2 separate regions of the Homo sapiens genome follow, and region 2 is linked to region 1. A link is a contact called in ENCODE Hi-C or POLR2A ChIA-PET data. All regions are on one chromosome and are shown on one strand. Each heading gives the region's core, a stretch centred on a gene start or an enhancer-like site at or near the end of the contact. The rest is flanking DNA. Distances are from core to core; before and after follow the strand shown.

Region 1 (3,711 bases), core at 500-2,999:
CACGGAGTGTTCCAGCCGACCCTAGAAAGATGGAACTCGGGTGTTCCTAAGAATGATGATGGCTTTCCAGGAACGGGGAGTCAGTATTTGCCGTGTCCCATTGCATTTCTGTTGGGCTCACTAGTTTTTAAGTAGCCCCAAACTCTTGAAATCTCAGTTAATTAAATCGAACAGAAAACATTTTTTTGAGGGGGGAGAGAAAACACTATTTAAAAATACATGTATATGTATATATTTTTATTTTTTTCTTCTGAAAGGAAAGTGCTTTTGAAGCCGAGTATAATGCAGAAGTCGCTCTTTGATCAGAAACTTCATTGCTTTACTGTGGAATAAACAAGTTTAAAAATAAAATGAATTTGATGGACTTGATTTGAGGCTACTTAAGTGACAAATGAAATTTTCTTCTTGGACCGAACTACTGTTATTTTGCCAGAGTAGCTAAAATGCGGAGGTACTCTTGACGATTGTTTTACGTTTAAATTGTTAAAAGAATTTTTTAGTGTGGGATGCTGTCTTCCTTGTTTCTCCTCTCTTGTTTACTCAACTCTTGTTTTCTGAAACTGTAGGGAGACCTGCTTGACCACTTTTTGTTTGCTGAGAAGGAAACTCCTGTAATAGGTTACTTTGTTTTACTTGCAGCCCTTAAGCGTCCCTGGCGCACATGTGCCCCGCGCTCTGTGGGCATTGTTTGGCTGGAGGCCTCTCAGCCACACGGAAAATCTAAAAAATGGTCTGTGAATGAACACGGGTGTCTACAGAGAAATTCCATTTTCCCTTTGTGCCTCTGTGTTTTAAGATTGAGACACTGAGTAAAAGTTGAGAACAGATTTAACAAAGTCCTCACAATTCTGTGCCAAAATTACTGTTTTGAGTTCTGGCTTTTTTTTTTTTTTCCTCTTTCTGGAAACTCCAAATTTAAAGTAGACATGATTTGAAACCTTACAGATGGGAACAATATCCCATGTAAGCACGTTGATCTGTGGGCAATTATTTCCAGAAGCACAACCAACTCTACATTTTTATGCATGTGTTAGACTTGGGCTCTGAGAGGCAGTTGCCTTTCTGAATATTTACATTGCCTAGTAAATTACACAAGGCAGATTTTTAGATGCTTAACAGCAGCTTCACAATAGTGTGGGGGCAGCAGAGTTGAGCTTGTATTTTTTTTTTCTAACTCTGTAATTTAGTAGTGTTTAAACTATTTTATAAAGATCCCTGGGACCAGTGAAAGATGGTTTTTCAGTCCAGAGCAGTTGAGCGCTCATTGTACTCCGGCAGGCGCTGGCGCTTGGCAGGCTGCACTTGAAATGTTATTTGATCTGGTTGCATGATAGAATTGACCAAGATTACACTTTTTCCCTCCCCGTGGCTGATGAAAGCAATGCATCTGCGAGAAGTGTTCAATAACATATTTAAAGACTTAACCCACATTCATTCACTCTAAGATTTCCAGAAAAAGGCCGTTTAGATTTTTGTCTTGTTTTGTGGTTTTTGCATTTATGAATTGAGGCAAGAGCTGACGTAATGTAGCTGTACCACTTCCTTTGTGTGTGTGTTTTTATAGCGTATAGGATATGTTACAATCTACATGGTTGTGATTATTTTTGAAATGCCTGAGAGAGGGAGGGAGGGAGTGTGTGCGTGTGTGTGTGTGTGTGTGTGTGTGTGTGTGTGTGTATTCCCCTCACCCCCATCCCGGTGCCTTCAGCTATATGGCAATTCATTTTTTACATTGTAGGTTAGGGGAGGGAAGACTGTGATGGTAAACCCCATCAACGTATCAGTAAGGCTCAGTGAATTGCCTGTGTGTGATGCAGACTAGCTTTTCATTTTAACTAGTGCAACTGTGTACAGCTGTTAGGTCAGAATGCATTGGCTGCTCCTACAGGGTAGTTTTATCTTACACTGAAGGTTTTATGGACTTGACTGGTTGTGTTTCTTAATCCCTCTCCCATGCCACCGTGCTTGCTTTTAAGCAAGTGATAGAACAAGACAAGCTTTTGTTTACTTATTTAATAGTTGACTTGTGAGAGATTTATTTTTGATTTTGAGGAAATTGGTAAACCATGTAACTTATTAGTAGGTATTATATTTACCATGCTTTTCCAAGGCCAAAGGGTTTTGCTTGCTATTGTGTAGGCTGAGAAGCCGATGGAGCCATCCATTTTATAATGACATAGGAAGCCAATATTTTGTGTAAAAATCAACAATGAAAAATGGGTTCTTTGTTAACTAGTCTAGGATTAGTTTGTAAAACTCAAGCAGAAATAAATGTTGGCATCATTGGAGATAAGGTGGCTAGAATGTTTCCCCCTTGTCTCTTACCTCTCGTTACATTGTACAAAAGGACTTGAGCAACCCATTGACCAACAGCAGTTTGGCCATGGGCTGGGTGGCACATAGAAGCTTTTAGACGTGTCTGCTCAGGGGCATGTGTGGCCAACTTGATATTTTATAGTGTTATTGTTTCAAGTTATTAGAAAGTATTTATGAGTAGATTTGAGTCTTTTCAGGCTTTTCAGGCTGTAACATAGATTGTAATGTGACTGACATGGGTTCTCAGTGGTCTGGTCTCTTTACTGTCTGCTTTCCTGTTGAGTAGATACTACTGTCCAGAGCTGTTATTATCTACTGCATTTATTTTTATTTTTATTTTTTTTGAGTTGGAGTCTCACTCTGTCACCCAGGCTGGAGTGCAATGGCATGGTCTCGGCTCACTGCAGCCTCCGTCTCCCGGGTTCAAGTGATTCTCCAGCCTCAGCCTCCTGAGTAGCTGGGACTACAAGCGTGTGCCACCACGCCTGGCTAATTTTTGTATTTTTAGTAGAGATGGGGTTTCACTATGTTGGCGAGGTTGGTCTCGAACTCCTGACCTTGTGATCCACTCGCCTCGGCCTCCCAAAGTGCTGGTATTACAGGCATGAGCCACTGCGCCTGGGCTATCCATTGCATTTTTAAAAAGGAGCAAAAGTCGTAGAAACAAACTTGATTGAAATCTGTTTATGACTAAAGCTGATATTATAAATGTGGTACCTTTGTGTCAGAGGCCCAGTTTGCTGATAGAAGATGGGGGCTGAGGGTTGTTGGGGCGGAGTGGGATCTCGTGGGGGTGGCTGGGTAGAAAGAGAGCTTGTCTTAGACTAAGATACTTTTTAATTCATTGGAGAAATTGGTCCATCTTCAGACAACCTGGAATGAAGCAGTAGAGTGCAGTATTTTCTAGAAAACGTGATAATTTCATTGTAACTTATATAGAAAATGTTTTCTCTAATTAAAAGAAGTTAAAACATTCAGATTGGCAACAGACTGCTGAATCCAAGGAATAATGGAGGGAAGTAGGTATCCTACATCCAATTCAAACAGGTTATATCACAAGTTCATTTGTAAGTCTTTTTCCAGGTTGTTATCCAATTCCACATATTAATGATGATTGGGGTCTTAGACTTTCCCTCTAAAATCTAATTAATCCATGAAATAGTTGACATACTTAAATATTTGTAATAAAACAGAATAATGTTGATGCTTAGTCAATAGGAAAATTAGCATAATTTTACTCAATTTTTAATGTTATCATTGAACTCTGGTGTAATTCATTAATTTATTCAGTACAGCGTAGTGGTAAATAGTTAGGCTGTCTGAGTTTGAGTTCTATTCTTAGTTTACCACTTACTCACTGTGATACCTGGGGTAAGTTATTTAACCTCTGTGACT
Region 2 (3,711 bases), core at 889-3,388, 200 kb before region 1:
GAAACCCCATCTATACTAAAAATGCAAAAATTAGCTGGGCGTGGTGGCGCACCCCTGTAATCCCAGCTACTTAGGAGGCTGAGGAGGGAGAATTGCTTGACCTCAGGAGGCGGAGGCTGCCGTGAGCTGAGATGGCACCACTGCACTTCAGCCTGGGCAACAGAGTGAGACCCCGTCTCAAAAAAAAAAAATATATATATTAAGCACTCTTCTGCGGTGAGCAGGTCTATGCAAACCTACCTCCAAAGGCCCAGGGAGCTGAGAGGCCAAAGAAAGAGGCTGACAAACACAGTGATCAGAAGGAAACATTTAATAGGGACTTACGAACAGAAACCATGTCTCAGGCAGCCTCCAGATGACATGGTGGATCCCTACAATGTTATACCCCAAGACCCAGGGCTTATATACCATAGGGAATTTGCATAAGGGCAGGATTTATGGTAAGTATGTGTTTCAGTAATGTTGAGGCTTTCACTTAAGGGTAAGATTTACAGTAAGTTCATGAAAGTAGAAGTCTTTGGCTGGTCAGAGTGGCTCACGCCTGTAATCCCAACACTGTGGGAGGCTGATGAGGGTGGATCACTTTGAGGCCAGAAGTTCAACACCAGCCTGGCCAATATGGTGAAACTCTGTCTCTACTAAAAATATAAAAATTACTCGGAGGCTAGATGCGGTAGCTCATGTTTGTAATCCCAGTGCTTTGGGAGGCCCAGGTGGATGAATCATTTGAGGTCAGGAGTTCGAGACCAGCCTGGCCAACATGGTAAAACCCCATCTCTACTAAAAATACAAAAATTAGCCAGTGTGGTGACAAGTGCCTGTAGTCCCAGCTACTTGGGAGGCTGAGGGAGGAGAATTGCTTGAACCCGGGAGGCAGAGGTTGCAGTCAGCTGAGATCCTGCCATTGCACTTCAGCCCGGGCGACAAGAGCAAAACTCTGTCTTAAAAATAAAATAAAATAAAATAAAATAAAATAAAATAAAATAAAATAAAATAAAATAAAATAAAAATTAGCCAGGCATGGTGGTGCACACCTGTAATCCCAGCTACTTGGGAGGCTAAGGCAGGAGAATTGCTTGAACCTGGGAGGCAGAAGTTGCAGTGAGCTGAGATGGTGTCATTGCACTCCAGCCTGGGTGACAAAGTGAGACTTTGTCTCAAAAAAAAAAAAAAAAAAAAAAGATAGATGAGGTCTGCAGGATTGATATCATGAGATACAGGTCATAAAGACCCTGCTGATAAAATAGGATGTGGTCAAGAAGTCAGCCCAGGACAGGTGCGGTGGCTCATGCCTGTAATCCCAGGACTTTGGGAGGCCAAGGCAGGCAGACCACAAGGTCAGGAGGTCGAGACCAGCCTGATCAACATGGTGAAACCCCGTCTCTACTAAATATACAAAAATTAGCTGGGTGTGGTGGCACGTGCCTGTATCCCAGCTACTCAGGAGGCTGAGGCAGGAGAATTACTTGAACCTGGGAGGTGGAGATTGCAGTGAGCTGAGACTGTGCCACTGCACTCCAGCCTGGGTGACAGAGTGAGACTCTGTCTCAAAAAAAAAAAAAGAACTCAGCCCAAACCAGCCAAAACCAAGATGGCAATGAAAGTGACCTCTGGTAGTCCTCCCTACTCAGTATACATTAATTATAATACATTAGCATGCTAAAAGACACTCTCATCAGCGCCATGACAGTTTACAAATGCCACAGCCACATCCAGAAGTTAGCCTATGTAGTCTATTCCTTTATTTATTTATTTTAGTTTAGTTTAGTTTATTGAGACAGGGTCTTGCTCTGTCACCCAGGCTGGAGTGCAGTGGCACAATCTTGGCTCACCACAACCTCTGCCTCCGGCTTCTCCTGCCTCAGCTGCCTGAGTAACTGGGAGTACAGGAGCACATCATCACGCCCAGCTAATTTTTGTATTTTTAGTAGAGACAGGATTTCTCCATGCTTGCCAGGCTGTCCTTGAACTCCTGACCTCAAGTGATCTGCCAGCCTTGGCCTTCCAAAGTGCTGAGATTACAGGCATGAGCCACCATGCCTGGCCCAGAAGTTTACCTATATAGTCTAAAAAGGGGAGGAACCCTCATTCTGGAAATCACCCACCCCTTTCCTGGAAACTCATGAATCACCTGCAACGGAAATTCAGTGATGAGTAACTCAGAGGAGCGGTTAGAACTTAGGGCTTATATAGAGGCCAGGCTCAGTGGCTCATGCCTGTAATCCCAGCACTTTGGGAGGCCAAGGCAGGCAGATCACCTGGGGCCAGGAGTTTGAGACAAACCTGAGCAACATGGTGAAACCCCATCTCTACTAAAAATACAAAAATTAGCCAGGCGTGGTGGTGGGCACCTGTAGTAATCACAGCAGCTACTCGGGAGGCTGAGGCACAAAAATCACTGGAACCGGGGAGGCAGAGGTTGCAGTGAGCCGAGATAGCACCACTGCACTCCAGCCTGGGCAGCAGAGTGAGACTCTGTCTCAAAAATAAAGCAAAAGACGGCCGGGCACGGTGGCTCATGCCTCTAATCCCAGTACTTCAGGAGGCCGAAACGGGTAGATCACCTGAGGTCAGGAGTTCTAGACCAGCCTGGCCAACATGGTGAAACCCCGCTTCTACTAAAAATACAAAAATTAGCCACGCGTGGTGGTGGGCACCTGTAATCCCAGCTACTTGAGGGGGCGAAGCAGGAGAATTGCTTGAATCCGGGAGACAGAGGTTGCAGTGAGCCAAGATGGCAACACTGCATTCCAGCCTGGGGGAGAAGAGCAAGACTTTGTCTCAAAAAATAAAAAAATAAAAAAAATAAGACACATGTGGAGGGAAAAAAGAAGAAAAGAGGCCAGGCACGGTGGCTCACACCTATAATCCCAGCACTTTGGGACGACCAGGAGGGAGGACTGCTTGAGACCAGGAGCTCGAGACCAGTGTAGGCAGCACAGTGAGACCCCTGTCTCTACAAAAAAAATTGGCAGGGCATGGCGGTGTGCCAGCTACTCAGGAGACTGAGGCAGGAGGATCTCTTGAGCCCAGGAGGTTGAGGCTGCAGTGAGCTATGATTGTGCCACTGAGACCCTGTCTCAAAGAAAAAAGAAATGTTGTGTCCGGAATTTATTCTTTCCGGTGGGTTCCTGGTCTCGCTGACTTCAAGAATGAAGCTGTGGACCCTTGCGGTGATTGTTACAGCTCTTAAAGATGGTTTGTCCAGAGTTTATTCCTTCAGATGTTCAGATGTGTCCGGAGTTTCTTCCTTCCGGTGGGTTCGTGGTCTCGCTGACTTCAGGAGTGAAGCCACAGACCTTCGCAGTGAGTGTTACAGCTCTTAAACGTGGCGCGTCCAGAATTGTTTGTTCCTCCCAGTGGGTTCGTGGTCTCGCTGACCTCAGGAATGAAGCCATAGACCCTTGCCGTGAGTGTTACAACTCATAAAGGTAGTGCAAACCCAGAGTGAGCAGCAGCAAGATTTATTGTGAAGAGCGAAAGAACAAAGCTTCCACAGCATGGAAGGGGACCCAAGCTGGTTGCCACTGCTGGCTTGGGTGGCCAGCTTTTATTCCCTTATTTGGCCCCGCCCACATCCTGCTGATTGGTCCATTTTACAGAGTGCTGATTGGTGCATTTACAATCCTTTAACTAGACACAGAGTGCTAATTGGTGCGTTTTTACAGAGTGCTGATTGGTGCATTTATAATCCTTTAGCTAGACAAGAGT

What was found. Hi-C counts contacts between places; a loop is a spot of excess contacts on that map. ChIA-PET counts read pairs that join two places held with the same protein, here RNA polymerase II (POLR2A). Pooled maps may share reads with other maps.
Region 2: a pooled map shows a loop between it and region 1 (6-fold over the local background). The contact joins two enhancer-like sites. A Hi-C loop is called at or near these places in 4 of 50 pooled maps. POLR2A ChIA-PET finds 5 or more read pairs at or near these places in 5 of 52 experiments (CD8-positive, alpha-beta memory T cell, H1, activated CD4-positive, alpha-beta T cell and 2 more).

What each region holds. Positions count from the first base shown.
Region 1 is chr1:8,699,254-8,702,964 of GRCh38, reverse strand. The region is part of intron 1 of RERE (arginine-glutamic acid dipeptide repeats); the gene reads left to right. Among named protein-coding and RNA genes, the nearest start is that of RERE, 120 kb to the left of the region's middle. RefSeq lists a silencer at 1,647-1,746. Within about 2 kb of position 1,749, at least 29 of the 41 ENCODE cell types and tissues checked have a DNase peak (open chromatin) inside an H3K27ac peak, as active enhancers do.
Region 2 is chr1:8,898,503-8,902,213 of GRCh38, reverse strand. No RefSeq gene overlaps it. Among named protein-coding and RNA genes, the nearest start is that of ENO1-AS1, 22 kb to the right of the region's middle. Within about 2 kb of position 2,138, at least 9 of the 41 ENCODE cell types and tissues checked have a DNase peak (open chromatin) inside an H3K27ac peak, as active enhancers do.